Linked DNA regions of Homo sapiens: region 1 is linked to region 2. The links are chromatin loops, found by intact Hi-C in ENCODE. Cell type or tissue: mucosa of descending colon. All regions are shown on one strand. Region 1 overlaps POC1B-DUSP6 (POC1B-DUSP6 readthrough). Region 2 overlaps POC1B-DUSP6 (POC1B-DUSP6 readthrough).

Region 1 (8,000 bases), 73 kb before region 2:
ATGAGCTTCCTGCTGACCTATAGGATGGTTTACTACGGAGCTAAATGCCATTTGTGGGGCTGTTGGAGCTTCACGGAAAATAGTGAACTTAGCTTTCAACTGTTCTGCACATCTATACCCATCTGGTTTTGAGTTATTTGGTGCTGCATAGATAGTGAAGCTATTGGCTTTGCTCCTTTATTTTGCCACTTGACAGTTAATTATTTGGTGAAAGTAGTCAGCAAGTCTGCTAACACATATTTTTCAGTCAGTTCTTCCTGCTTTATGCTGTCACACTATGTAAAACATATTATTAGGGCTTCTAAAGATTTAGAACCTTACCATCTCAGTGAACTGGTTATTAAGGCCCAGTGCTGGTCCCGGCCTAGTTCTTTCCATGTCTTTCAATTTCTTTGCTTTTACTTTCTGAGATTGTCAGGCCACACAATCATATATCCTGAAACATAAATAAAATTATGTTGCTTTCAGCCAACCAACCAACCAACTCATCACTTAAATGTCAAATTGACTTCAATTGACTTTTGCAATGGAAGATTTTTTTTAGTGTAATTTGATTTTCTATTTTTTGTGTTAATTCCTAGAGTATTTTGTTTTTCTTTTACTCAGGATCATGATGGCCACTACAAAGCTCATATTTTATATCATATGTACTTTTTAACCTACTTTCCAAATCACTACAGAATTTTGGTGGGCCTTAGTATTTATGGTGGCAACATTCTCATACTTTTTATGTATCTATTTGGATTATTTTTCTGAAGCACATAGAGTTGTTTGTTTTAAGTTGAAGGGGAGATAGAGAAGGAATGCCAGGCATTTCCTTTTCCTTTTCAGAATGTCTTTTTAATGAACATTCCTCTTTCCTCCTTGTGAACAAACCATCTCAGCTCTCAGCAAGGGAACTCTTGAGTGTCTAGTTTCTAATAATCCAATCTCTTGCCTTTGTTCCCCAACTCTAGGGAGCTAGTTTCATACATTTAATATCTCTGCTTACCTCAGAGCTCCCTTTTAGCATTTACAGACTTAGAAATCTGTTTAACCAGTTCCCTATATTAAATTCTCTCTGTTAAAATAATGGCTGTACTTTGTTTTTCTGCTGAACCCTGAGTGATACATAGTAAATCATCCTAAAGAAATAATAAGATATACATACAAAGATTTCTATTCAAGGATGCCTATTCCAATACTGTTTGTAATAACAACATCAACATGACAAAAACCTTTAAAGGTTTTCTATTTATTTTTAATTATTTAAAATGTTAAAAGCCTTAAAACAGCTTAATAAGCAAAAGATGTTATCAAGTTTATTTCATTTTTTAGTGACTTGTGAGTTTTGACGTGTTCATGATTGCTGTTTATTTGTATTTCTGAAGATTGTGTATTTGTGTACTTTGCCCATTTTCCTATTGTTCATTTTAAAATTGATCCTTAGGTAATTTTAATTAAGAAGATTGACCTTGGGCAGGGCGCGGTGGCTCACACCTGTAATCCCAACACTTTGGGAGGCCGAGGCAGGCAAATCACAAGATCAGGAGTTTGAGACCAGCCTGGCCAACATGGCGAAACCCTGTCTCTACTAAAAATATAAAAGTTAGCTGGGCATGGTGGTGGCTGCCTGTAATCCCAGCTACTTGAGAAACTAAAGCAGGAGAATTGCTTGAACCCTAGAGGCATAGGTTGCAGTGAGCCAAGATCGTGCCACTGCACTCCAGCCCAGGCGACAGTGCAAGACTCCATCTCAAAAAAAAAAAAAGAAGAAGATTTACCTCTTGCCATGTGCTACAAATATGTTTTCCTTTTTTCTCATTTCTCCTTGAATTTAGTTTCTGATTTTTGATAGGTTTAGCTGCATTACCTTTTTTAAAACTATTTTTTGTTGTTGTTTGGATTCTATGCAAAGAAATTCCCTCATCAATCCCCAAACATCTTAGCTACTCTTCTTGAGGTTTTATTTTTAATGATAAAACCTTAAAATCCATATGTATTAATTTAGGTATGAGGTACAGATTTATAGTTAACAAAGTACCCTCAATTTGTATTGTTTCACTGATTTGAATAACCTTCTTTAAACATTAAATTCATATGAACTTGTGTCTCTTTGGAGACTTTCTCTTCTGTCTTATTGCTCTGTTCTTGATCTATTTGTTCTTGATCCATTATCTGTTTGTTCTTGATCCATTATCATACCTTTTTAATCATTGTAGATTTAGAATATTTCTTTAAAATATTATATAATGTACAGTTTTTTCCTTCAAAACTTTCCTGGATGTTCTTGCCTATTACTTATCCATATGAATTTTAAAATTATTCTGTTTCAAAAAACCATCCCATTGGAATGTCGATTGCCATTGCACTAGATTTATAAAATAATTTGAGAATTGCCAACTTGCCAATTTGAGTTGCTTGTCTAGGAATGTAGTATTATATTTAGGGAATTGTTTCCCCTTTTTTCTTTCATTTATTTATTGTTTAATTGACATAAAATTGTATGTATTTCTTATGTATAACATGATGTTTTAAAGTATATATACATGTGGAATGGTTAAATGTAACTAATTTACAAATGTGTTACCTCAGTGTTTCAGTAAATCAATTTAGGAGCATTCTCATTTACATGCCTGTGGTTCCCATAAAAATAGCCACCATTTTTCACATACTACTAAACATTTTACTACTAAGCATGCATGTAGATTCTCACATTCCACAAATTAGCCTTAAAGGGGTAAGGTAACTTCCTCACAGACACACAGCAAGGAAATGATGGGGGCAAGCAAGGCTCCGATTAAACAACCTCAGAGGACAGACTGAACACCAGCACCAACCTGCCTTCCAGATGTTTAGACACACAGATCAGATGCCTTGCCACTTTGAATCCTGGTTTTAGCTTCCTTGTGGTCAGTATGATTTAACTTAAGTAAATGTTTTTTCACCATAATATAGTAGCCAAGGAGACCTGATGTATATCTCTGGTTGTGGGGAAAAAAACGGAAAGTACTGAGGACCTCCAGTTTGGGAGCAGGTGGAGAAATAGGCCCTTGAGTCAACCAATGTTTGTAAGTAACTGGTTGTGAAGGCTACTTTGGGAATTTAAGCATTGCCTATTCCTACTTGCCAAGTACATAAATCCTTGGCACACACCAGACTTCATCACACACAAGTCCTTAACTTAGTGTTAGAATGCTCATCAGGAAGAATTGTGTTTAAGACACACTTGTCTCTTACTGTTTATCCAGAAGGTGTGCCATATGGCATGCTCATCATAGGTTGTTCAAGCCTAATTGTGTGGATATAGCTTCCTGATATGAATAATTATTTGATCTGTCATGTCTTTAACTCTCTTTCATAATGATGTAATGGCTTTACCTCCCTTGGCAGGGCTTTGTTACTATTCACTGATTGCTCTCCCCAGGTTCTCACTTCTGCCCTGTCACTAATTTTCAGTTTTTGTCTGTCTGTTGAGAAAGGATATTCTCAGCAGTAGGAACTGTGTATGCAGAAATTTCCTTTGATGGTGTTATTGCCGTTCTGGTGTGTGCAGGTATTATTTTATTTTGGAATAGATGAGAACATCAGTTTTTATCAAATTTAGTTAGGGTGATTTTTATAAAGTGAATCCTATTTTAAATTGGCCTTTTGTTGCTGTTGTGTGGTTGGCTGGTTGGGTTTTGTTTGTTTTGTTGTTTTTTAAAATGGAGATGAGGTCTCGCCATGTTGTCCAGGTTTGTCTTGAACTCCTGAGTTCAAGCCATCCTCCAGCTTCAGCCTCCCAAAGGACTGAGATTACAGGCATGAACCACCATGCCCATCCTGACTTTTATTTTTAAACACAGCTATGCTTTCCTGGTAAATATCCTCAGTTAGTTGGGTTGGAAATCTTGGGGGCAAGGCTCAAAAGAAAGCCCAAGTCCGTGATACAAACTGTGTGGCTGTAGGCAGAATCCAGGCTATGTCTTCCAGTTTCTCTCTCTCTCTCTCTCTTAGTGTTCCTCAGGTCATGCGTTATCTATAGTTCCAGGAGGTCCAGTCGCTCCATGTTCAGGGCTCCTCAGACTCAGTTTGCCTCTCTTGGACTGATTATATCATAGAGCTGTATGTGTTACAGTATTAACACCTTGTCCCCATAGGTGGAACTTTCATAGGAATTTTGCTATTTACTTGGACACTTCTGCTTGAAGCTTTAGGTTCGTAAAATGAATTTGTGCCATACTTGGTCCATTCTCAAAGGTTGATAATATATAAAATAAATTTATTTTAAATGACATCTAGCATCAGGTAAAGTACCATGCTGAGTAAATATTATTCTTAATTCAGAACTATGCATTCTGGGGATAGCAATTTAATGAAATTTCAAGATGATAAATATTTAAAATAATTCCTTATTTTAAATAGAACTGGAAATGCATCATTAAGCTGAAGCAAAAACAATTGTATGCTTTGGAAAATCAGTTGAAATTTGAAGAATTTGACTAAGAAATATGCTCTCTCAGATTTGTACTTTTAGAAAATTTTGTGTACTTTTTGTACAGTTCCGTACACAGTAAAATTACTGAAAAAATTCAAGATATGTACACTTTTAGAAATTACTTTGTTCTTTCCTTTTCTAGAAATCACTTACATATTTCAATGTTCCGTGAATTATATATATAATAAACATATGACTGTCTTACATTTTGGGCACTGTGTATCAAAAGATCACATGAGAAACTTCAAACATGTCATATTATTTTTTTAAGTTACCATTTTTTAAATTGAGTATATTGATAAGTTTACCAAATAGTTACAATTGAGAAAAATAATTTTGATTTTAAAATAAACTATTGCTCACCTTAAATGTATTGAAAACTTTTGATTTAGAGAGCAGCAGTTTTCTCTAAGACGTTTTATTATTAATATTTAGTTAAGTGTTAAGATCTATTCATTTATCCTACAAAGTGCTATGACTATTTTTATGTATTTATTCATCAAGGAAAATGACAGTCACGGAGTTTATATCCCAAACTATGAGTATGTTTGTGAATATGTTTTGTTTATTTTTACTTTTTGCCTTGGTACCCTTTCCAGGCACTTCTCCCGGCAACAGTGGCATTGCTTCTGCCTGTCATATGTTTTTTGCAATTGAGCTCTTCCATTATGTTTCCCTATAACAACCTATTTCATGCACATGTTCTAGCTGTTTCATCCAGCAATTAATTTATATAATCTTTCCTATAGGTTTTTAGTCAAAATGTTTTTCTTTTTTTTTTTTAATTACACTTTAAGTTTGTTACATATGTACATGTGCCATGTTGGTGTGCTGCACCCATTAACTCGTCATTTACATTAGGTATATCTCCTAATGCTATCCCTCCCCACTTCCCCATCCCACGACAAGCCCCAGTGTGTGATGTTCCCCACCCTGTGTCCAAGTATTCTCATTGTTCAGTTCCCACCTATGAGTGAGAACATGCGGTGTTTGGTTTTCTGTCCTTGCAATAGTTTGCTGAGAATGATGGTTTCCACCTTCATCCACGTCCCTAAAAAGGACATGAACTCATCCTTTTTATGGCTGCATAGTATTCCATAGTGTATATGTGCCACATTTTCTTAATCCAGTCTATTGTTGTTGGACATTTGGGTTGGTTCCAAGTCTTTGTATTGTGAATAGTGCCGCAATAAACATATGTGTGCATGTGTCTTTATAGCAGCACAATTTATAGTCCTTTGGGTATATACCCAGTAATGGGATGGCTGGGTCAAATGGTATTTCTAGTTCTAGATCCTTGAGGAATCGCCACACTGTCTTCCACAATGGTTGAACTAGTTTACAGTCCCACCAACAGTGTAAAAGTGTTCCTATTTCTCCACATCCTCTCCAGCACCTGTTGTTTCCTGACTTTTTAATGATCGCCATTCTAACTGGTGTGAGATGGTATCTCATTGTGGTTTTGATTTCCATTTCTCTGACAGCCAGTGATGATGAGCATTTTTTCATGTGTCTGTTGGCTGCATAAATGTCTTCTTTTGAGAAGTGTCTGTTTATATCCTTTGCCCATTTTTTGATTGGGTTGTTTTTTTCTTGTAAATTTGTTTAAGTTCTTTGTAGATGCTGGATATTAGCCGTTTCTCAGATGGGTAGATTGTAAAAATTTTCTCCCATTCTTTAGGTTGCCTGTTCACTCTGATGGTAGTTTCTTTTGCTGTGCAGAAGCTTTTTAGTTTAATTAGATCCCATTTGTCAATTTTGGCTTTTGTTGCCATTGCTTTTGGTGTTTTAGACATGAAGTCCTTGCCCATGCCTATGTCCTGAATGGTATTGCCTAGGTTTTCTTCTAGGGTTTTTATGGTTTTAGGTGTAACATTTAAGTCTTTAATCCATCTTGAATTAATTTTTGTATAAGGTGTAAGGAAGGGATCCAGTTTCAGCTTTCTACATATGGCTAGCCAGTTTTCCCAGCACCATTTATTAAATAGGGAATCCTTTCCCCATTTCTTGTTTTTGTCAGGTTTATCAAAGATCAGATGGTGGTAGATGTGTGGTAGTATCTCTGAGGGCTCTGTTCTGTTCCATTGGTCTATATCTTCATTTTGGTACCAGTACCATGCTGTTTTGGTTCCTGTACCCTTGTAGTATAGTTTGAAGTCAGGTAGCATGATGCCTCCAGCTTTGTTCTTTTGGCTTAGGATTGTCTTGGCAATATGAGCTCTTTTTTGGTTCCATATGAACTTTAAAGTATTTTCTTCCAATTCTGTGAAGAAAGTCATTGGTAGCTTGATAGGAATGGCATTGAATCTATAAATTACCTTGGGCAGTATGGCCATTTTCACAATATTGATTCTTCCTATCCGTGAGCATGGAATGTTCTTCCATTTATTTGTGGCCTCTTTTATTTTGTTGAGCAGTGGTTTCTAGTTCTCCTTGAAGAGGTCCTTCACACCCCTTGTAAGTTGGATTCCTAAGTATTTTATTCTCTTTGAAGCAATTGTGAATGGGAATTCACTCATGATTTGGCTCTCTGTTTGTCTGTTATTGGTATATAGGAATGCTTGTGATTTTTGCACATTGATTTTGTATCCTGAGACTTTGCTGAAGTTGCTTATCAGCTTAAGGAGATTTTGGGCTGAGACGATGGGGTTTTCTAAATATACAATCATGTCACCTGCAAACAGGGACAATTTGACTTCCTCTTTTCCTAATTGAATACCCTTTATTTCTTTCTCCTGCCTGATTGACCTGGCCAGAACTTCCAACACTATGTTCAATTGGAGTGGTGAGAGAGGGCATCCCTGTCTTGTGCCAGTTTTCAAAGGGAATGCTTCCAGTTTTTGCCCATTCAGTATGATATTGGCTGTGGGTTTGTCATAAATAGTTCTTATTATTTTGAGATATGTCCCATCAATACGTAGTTTATTGAGAGTTTTTAGCAGGAAGTGCTGTTGAATTTTGTTGAAGGCCTTTTCTGCATCTATTGAGATAATTGTGTGGTTTTTGTCTTTGGTTCTGTTTATATGCTGGATTACGTTTATTGATTTGCATATGTTGAACCAGTCTTCCATCTGAGGGATGAAGCCAACTTGATCGTGGTGGATAAGCTTTTTGATGTGTTGCTGGATTCAGTTTGCCAGTATTTTATTGAGGATTTTTGCATCGCTGTTCATCAGGGATATTGGTCTAAAATATTCTTTTTTCGTTGTGTCTCTGCCAGGCTTTGGTATCAGGATGATGCTGTCCTCATAAAATGAGTTAGGGAGGATTCTCTCATTTTCTGTTGATTGGAATAGTTTCAGAAGGAATGGTACCAGCTCCTTTTTGTACCTCTGGTAGAATTCGGCTGTGAAACCGTTCTGGTCCTGGACTTTTTTTGGTTGGTAGGCTCTTAATTATTGCCTCAGTTTCAGAGCCTGTTATTGGTCTATTCAGGGGTTCAACTTCTTCCTAGTTTAGTCTTGGGAGGATGTATGTGTCCAGGAATTTATCCATTTCTTCTAGATTTTCTAGTTTCTTTGCATAGAAGTGTTTATGTTAT
Region 2 (8,000 bases):
TACTGGAGGTGGGAGGAGTGGGTTTCATGCCCTCCTTTTGAGCTGTTGAATTGGTTTAAGTTCTCCCCAGAACAACTTTTGATATAATTTGATAGAAACTCCATCATATTTCCACTGCAGTACTTGAATTTTCTGTTTGTATTTTTGTTGTTGTTGTTGAGATGGAGTCCTGCTCGGTCACCAAGGCTGTAGTGCAGTGGCGTGATCTCAGCTCACCACAAGCTCCGCCTCCCAGGTTCACGCCATTCTCCTGCCTCAGCTTCCCAAGTAGCTGGGACTACAGGCGCCCGACACCACGCCCAGCTAATTTTTTGTATTTTTAGTAGAGACGGGGTTTCACCGTGTTAGCCAGGATGGTCTCGATCTCCTGACCTCGTGATCCGCCCACCTTGGCCTCCCAAAGTGCTGGAATTACAGGTGTGAGCCACCACACCCGGCCTCTGTAATTTTTTTAAATGAGAAAACAAAGACACAATAATAGCCAATCATGTTTAATTCCCTTTTCTAAACAGACCTCTCTAAATTTTATCCCAATATTTTATCCAAATGCATCCTAGAGTAAAACAAACAACGCTCATTAGAGAAGAAATTTAATTGTTATGCCCGTGCCGGTTCTAGTTTGCCAAATATCTAATTCTATTGTTTTAGAAAATATATGGGTTTGTTTCTCCCTTAAGCCCAGTTGTTACATTTATTTAAACTTTGTTGCATTTTATATAGTCAGTAAAAAGTTAATCATTGACTTTGATTCATGTTAGAGCAACTGGGTACGTTCATTCTCCTTTTTTCTCTTTTTCCTTTCAGCTCAAATTACCTATACTAGCACTGCAAATTTTCCTCATGCCCCTATTGCTATAAGCCACAAAGGCAGAAGGGAGCTGACATTCACAGGACACCTGTCAAATGCCAAGCGTTATAACAAGTGTCTTTGCATATATTATTTCATTTACACTTGTAGTATCTTCATTGGACTTGTGTGTAACCAAAGACCCCGAGAGGTTAAAAAAAAGTATCCAGAGTCACACAGCTAGTACTTGAAGTGTTCATATTGCAACTCTGTCTGATGTCAAAGCACATTCCTTTTATTACATTGCCAAGTAAGATAGATATCAGTTCATCCACAACTACTAAGCACTCCAGGAACAAATGCATGTTAGGAGTCCCTGAAGGCTAAAATGGTGCTATAAGAGATAGACGAAAGGGCTGGGCACGATGGCTCGCACCTGTAATCCCAGCACTTTGGGAGGCCAAGGCAGGTGTATCACGAGGTTAGGAGATTGAGACCATCCTGGCTAACATGGTGAAATCCCGTCTCTACTAAAAATACAAAAAAATTAGCCGGGCGTGGTGGCGGGCGCCTGTAGTTCCAGCTACTCAGGAGGCTGAGGCAGGAGAATGGCGTGAACCCGGGAGGCAGAGCCTGCAGTGAGCCAAGATGGCGCCACTGCACTCCAGCCTGGGCGACAGAGTGAGACTCTGTCTCAAAAAAAAAAAAAAAAAAAAAAAAAAAGAGATGGACGAAAGGAAGCAGACAGTGAGGTCTTGTATCTGACATATAGCCGCTTGGCTCTCTCTGCCCCTTCAGGAGCACCCAGAGGGTGAGTGGACTCAGAAGGTGCGTTGCTGCTGAGGTCAGTGTTGAGCAGTTCTAGCTCAGGAAGCAGGGTCACTGAAGGCTGGGGCTGGGGGACCATAAAGTAGTTCTGGAAGCATATAGACTAGACCAAACACAGCTTTCACTTACGGGAACATTGATTCATTCTTTGATACAATGAGTACTTATTGTATGTGTCTATGAGAGGCCAGGCATACAAAGATGAATAAGACATGGTTCTTCTTCCAGGGACTTCAATGTCTATTGAGGAAGAGAGATAAATTAACAAGCCATTCGAGTAAATACTATAAACTATATTTGCTACTGCACTTAGATGACCCTTCTATAGTCAACATATCATGGGAACATGTTGATTTTTGAGAACTCAGTATCCATTCCACCTTGATTTCCCTTTGAAGGATTGCCTGCTGAGTTGTTAAATCTGTTCCCTGAACCCCTTACTCACCAACAAACAGCCACCTGACCCAAGCTGGAACAATGTTCACTCCCTGGAGTGAAGAAAGAGGGTGAAAAGATGGAGAAATGATGGAAGAGCATTCATTCTGGGGCAGGGCACTGACAACACGGTTGAATGTTCTAACCCTACCCATCCCTACCCGACCCATTTCTATCAATTTCTGAAACTTCTGGTCCATCCTGAGAGCAGACAGAAATCCTCCCAATAAATCCCAACCATTTAACAATGGACAGACAACAAAGATCCCTTTGGTGAGATATGGGGTGTTGAAGACTGAAAGCAGGGAGACCAGTTAGTGTCTATTGCAGTAATCCAGGTGAGTATGGTAAGAGACTGAACTCCATGACTGGAGAGATGGTGAAGGGAAGACAGATTCCAAAATCAGAAGAGACAGAGCTAGCTGGACTTGGTGCCTACTGGATGGAGAAAGTCAGGAATATAGAAGAGCAAGATGAGTGGTTTTTCAGAAACAAAACAGGGCAGCTCAGATCCCCTCACTTCCTTTCTGTTGGTCTAGAAGTTATGTTCTCACTTGGTCTTGATTTTGGCATTTTGTTTCTTGCTAAGGCTAATTTCCTATAACTGCACCTTCCCAGCCCTGAGATGTACACGTCACTTCCTGCTAAAAGAAATTATCTGCATTATCTAGGAAACTTGGCAGGGACACCAAATCCTCTTTTCATCCTGTATCCTACAGCCCAGGATATATATTCAACTAAATTCTTGGAAATAGTCCTGAATAGCACATAGTACTCCAACATCAACAAGCACACTCTAATGATGACGGTGTGTCACAGGATGCTTACTAAGTTTGTGATCCCACTTACATGATCAACTACGTGACCACAGCCCACACAGTTCACACAGCCTCACCACACCTTCCCTATAGGGATTCTCAGTGTGCTCTGTGCTATCAGCTCTGCTATGGAGGAAAGGTGCTCAAGTACTTGTGGTCAGGTGGAAAGAATTCAATAGCACTTGAGCATGCAGAGCTGGACTTGGTGGACTGTGCTCTTTACTCAAAAGGCGCACACAGGGCACAAGCAGGCAGCAACCTCTATGAGTCAGAGCCTGCTTGGCCTACTTGTCCTTTGCACCATGTCTTTTGAACCAATAAATACAGTAACACCCATAACTACAATGTCTTATCTGCAGGAAAATAAGGCAGTAGCAAAATTGTGCAAGACACTGAACAATCATCTATAAGAACTAAGGACTTCCGGCCGGGCGCAGTGACTCACGCCTGTAATTCCAGCACTTTGGGAGGCCGAGGCGGGCGGATCACAAGGTCAAGAGATCAAGACCATCCTGGCCAACATGGTGAAACCCCGTCTCTACTAAAAATACAAAAATTAGCCAGGCGTGGTGGCACACACCTGAAGTCCCAGCTACTCGGGAGCCTGAGGCAGGAGAATTGCTTGAATCCGGGAGGCGGAGGTGGCAGTGAGCCAAGATCACGCCACTGCACTCCAGCCTGCCAATAGAGCGAGACTCCGTCTCAAAAAAAAAAAAAAACAAAACTAAGGACTTCACCCTCCCTAGAAAGCCCCTAAACTCTGGATTTGGGGAGCTCACCTTTGAGATAGAAAAAATTAATTGATAATGACTTCGGTTGGGTCTTTCTCTAGTTTCTCATACTAGGAGATACTTTGGAACACAGGTACTTAAAAATATATTTTAACAAACAAATTAGTAGTAGTGGAATATCACATTATTTCCTGGTGATCTTTTGAAAGATTAAAGAAAGGTATTGATCTAATAGCTTTTGGAATCCCCGAATTTTAAAAAACATGTGATTGAATAATCTCATTATGTAGGGTTGTGCAAGTAAACAATATGCTATGGTCAGGCTGTAAAAGAAAAGGAAATCTTTTTTTTTTTTCTTTTTTTTGAGACGGAGTCTCGCTCTGTTGCCCAGGCTGGAGTGCAATGGCATGATCTTGGCTCACGGCAACCTCTGCCTCCTGGGTTCAAACGATTCTCCTAGCTCAGCCTCCTGAGTAGCTTGGATTACAGGCACAAGCCACCATGCCTGGCTAATTTTTTGTATTTTTAGTAGAGACGGGGTTTCACCGTGTTCCCCAGACTGGTCTCAAGCTCCTGAGCTCGGGCAATCCACGCGCCTCAGCCTCCCACAGTGCTTAGGATTACAGGTGTGAGCCACCACGCCTGGGCTGGAAATCTTGATAGATAAAAGAAAGAGAAGAAACAAAAAGGTCTCACTTACAATTTATCCTCTCACTTTCTGCCAGATGATTAGATCACTGTATTTGTTAACAGCTTGATCACCTGTATTTTATTTCAAGTAAATTTTCTTCAGTTTCTTTGCCAACAAAGCATACTGGATAGAAATGCCTCAGAATCAATTTATCCTGCTTCACTAGTTTTATGCATTTTAGATTTAAGGAAACAACAGTTAGAATATTTTCAATGATGAAAAGAACTCCATTAGGCTGCCACAAATGTCAAAAGTTCCTGGCTATGCTAACACTTATGTAATTGTTCTGGAAACCCCACGCACCGGAATAGACCTACAACACCAGGCATGACTCACTGAATATTTCTAAGCACATACTCTCTCTAAAATGATCTCCAGTTGGGATTTATTTTTTCAAAGAAAAAAAGTAAAAGACAAAATATGGTACATCAAATCCCAAAGTTTTTTCTGTGATTTTTTTGGGAAAATACTGTTGCCTCACACAAGAGCATTAGAAGATGCTGCTGTTTTCATTAATAAAACAACCAGATGGGCAAGCATTAAAACAGGTTGAAACTTTGAAACTCTTCCTAAAAAAAAAAAAAAATAAGAAAAGAAAATAACATAGAGAACATGTGGGTTCTCAAATTTCCAAATGGCCTTCATTTCCTGTTGTGATTTTATTCCTAAGTTGGTTTTTTAAAACTTGTGGCTGGCAGCATATGACTAGTGTCCTAATCCCCTGAGCAATGTTAAGGAAAATTATACATGCCATAAAATGCTAATCAGCACAGGAAGGCCTGGGACCATACCACCAAGGCTCATTTGTAGCATATACTCCAACAGCTTTTACTGCATATCTTCTGTAAGTCTAAATGCTTGGGGGAAATTTACCAAAGTATATGGCATAACCTGTATCTCCAAAAGCTGATGTTGGATGCTAATTTCAATACCAAAGTAGCACATTTTTCTTTTTTTTTTTTTTTTTTTGAGACTGAGTCTCGCTCTATATAGCCCATGCTAGAGTGCAGTGGTGTGATCTCGGCTCACTACAACTTCTGCCTCCCGGGTTCAAGCAATTCTCATGCCTCAGCCTCCTGAGTAGCTGGAATTACAGGTGCCCACTACCATGCCTGGCTAATTTTTGTATTTTTAGTAAAGACGAGGTTTCACCATGTTCGCCAGGCTGGTCTCGAACTCCTGACCTCAGGTGAGTCACCTGCCTCAGCCTCCCAAAGGGCTGGGGTTACAGGCATGAGCCACTGCGCCCTGCCGTGCATTTTTCACTAGTAATATTCAGAATGGAGTTTAGGAATTCAGGCAATGGCGAGCCAAACCAGAAGTAGCAAGGCAGTTCTGCCAGGCAGTGAAACAGGACCTAGATAGCAATTTGTGTCTAGGCAGTAACAGGGGATCTCAGCACGTGGTTGTCATCAGTCTGTGTTCCACCTGCAGAAAGGAGAAGAAGGTGAACCCAGCAAGCAATAACCATAAGTGGATCAAGCAGCCTGGAGTGAGGCCCCAGGGCCAAGGAGGGGACTGAAGTTCTGGGAGGGACTGAAGTTCTAGGAAGGACTGATAAGGAAAGGCAAAATTCCAGTCTTAGAGAAACTTAGAGGCAGAATGTAGAAGAAAGAACAAAGGCCAAAGCCCAGTTATTTGAACTGGAATACAAGGTAGAGCCTGTGACAGGAATCAAGTGGAAACTTCACAGCTAGAAATAGAGCAGGAGCTCAGAACAGAACCCAGAGCCTAGCTGACCCGATACTGAGTGATATAAGCTACTTACATTTCCTCTAAGAGCAGACTTGGGCCCAGCACCTGGGGTAAGACTGAGCTGCAGGTGACTCTCTGTGGCCCCCACAGGGGGTCGAACCTAAATTCAAAGGAAGGCACCAGGCAGAATGGCCAAACACCACTCACACCAAAGTCCTCCTGGCTCCAAACCCTGTTTTTTGTTTGTTTGTTTGTTTCACAACTTTATCCCTTTTGGCAAGCTGTTCTTGTTATCTAGAATTCGCAAGCCCAAACTCCTCGGGCTACTCACTCTTCAAGATCTAGTTCAAAAAGCATCTTTTATGAGCAGCACTTCCTGGTTCCTCTGGGTTCCAGGAATGCTTTATACATGTCTCCATGATGTGTATACTACACCTTGCCTTCTCCTGCTTTAGTTCAGGTCTCTCTCCCTGCCTAGTCTTCAACCTTCTTGCCCAAAAAGCCTCAGCATCTCTTGAGCCCAGCATAGTGTCAGTATAGAATAGGACCTTGATAAATGTTTTATGATAAATAAATGAATGAAGTGACTGCGTGAACAAATGCTTAAGTGAAAATCATTTATTGAAAATTAATTTACTAAATGAAAATCCAGCAATCAATAAACAGGTTAATCAATATCATAGATTGAACATGGAATACAAAATAGCAACAGTAGCTAACATGTATCTATCACTAACTGTCCCAGGCCCTGTGCTCAGTCCTTTACATAGATTATCTTCTTTCATCTTCATAACCCAAGATATGAGTGCTATTTTAACACCCATTTTACAGATGAGACAATACAGGCAACATATTAGAATCTTTAAGAACTCTGTCTGATCTACTTAGCAATAAGATCCCTCACTTCTGGGGCCCTTCACTTGCCTCAAGGGATATAGTGGCTGTTAAGGGGTGGGGATAAGGATGCGATCAGACTTTGCTTATGTCTCATTCAATCTTATTGCCAGGTCCCATGCAATATTTGCCTTTCCCCTCCTGATGGGAGAGACCATACTAGAATGGGCCAGAGGCCTCTTCATTCTCCTGAGAGCTCTTTACCCTGCTAGCTTCAGGGTGTGAGATGCGGTACAAACTGAAGTGAAATTATAAGGAGTATTTGTAATCACCTGATATTTGCCTATCTATCTACCTCTTTCCAAAGACCACATGAAGTACTTCACGTATATTATCTTCTACTCCTCACTCCACCCTGTGAGGTAGTGTCTTTATCCCCTAAGCCCAGAGGTTTAGCAACTTGCCTAATGTACCAGAAGCTGGAAGCAGAGTCAGGATTTGAACTGAGTCCCATCCAACTCCAGTTTGATGCAATTCAACAAATACCCACCAAGCACCTCCTCATGGACATGGGGACATGGCCATAATCACCTTCACTGGCTATTGTTCAGGATCTCCTTTAAAAGCATGATTTTAGTGGCAGCTTTTTGGTCTGTTATTGGGAAAACGTCACAAAGATCCCATTCATTGGTGTAAAACCTTTGGCATCACTTAGCGACAGACACTGTCTGTGATGCTGGATAAGATGCACAGAGGCTCCAGTTGGAAAATCCAGAATCCTCCTGACTTCTGCTGTTCTCTGTCTTTCTTTCTCTTTAGCAACTCATATGCTCATGTTTACCTGTGGCCATTTTTGTTGACCTGTTCATGAAGGATGATAACCTGTGAAATGATGCACCAGCAGGAGAGAGACGGGCCCAGGGTCCGCACCCTGTGCTGTTTGCTTTGTGAAATTCCAGACTGTTTAATCTGCTCTATCTCATCCTAATAACTCCAGATTCCACTTTTCTTAATGACTTTCCCCTCCTTAAGTGCTTACAGAGTTATCTTTGAAGAAGGAGAAAAAGAATAGATGAATCATTTGCAGGAAACGGGGGGAGAGACATGTGGTTGGAATGGCAGATGGCTGAGCATGTGGGCACATAGCTGTCTCTGTTGTTCCTTCCACCACCCTGTGGGAA

What was found. A loop is a pair of places that touch in the nucleus more often than their neighbours do. Peaks named below come from ENCODE experiments on the same cell type or tissue, not always from the same donor. Only the 100,000 strongest peaks of a DNase experiment are listed, where the experiment ranks them.
Region 1: it touches region 2 in a loop (5-fold over the local background); 21 of 110 quality-filtered maps call a loop at or near these places.

Annotation. Positions count from the first base shown.
Region 1 is chr12:89,443,963-89,451,962 of GRCh38, reverse strand. The region is part of intron 9 of POC1B-DUSP6 (POC1B-DUSP6 readthrough); the gene reads left to right. All of the region lies in intron 10 of POC1B (POC1 centriolar protein B), which reads left to right. LOC105369889 (a long non-coding RNA gene) reads right to left here. Exons shown (of 4, transcript NR_189732.1): 3 at 322-436. Among named protein-coding and RNA genes, the nearest start is that of GALNT4, 77 kb to the left of the region's middle. In mucosa of descending colon, no CTCF peak of the experiment used is centred here; no DNase peak of the experiment used is centred here.
Region 2 is chr12:89,370,945-89,378,944 of GRCh38, reverse strand. The region is part of intron 9 of POC1B-DUSP6 (POC1B-DUSP6 readthrough); the gene reads left to right. Among named protein-coding and RNA genes, the nearest start is that of DUSP6, 22 kb to the right of the region's middle. In mucosa of descending colon, no CTCF peak of the experiment used is centred here; a DNase peak (open chromatin) is centred at 3,294.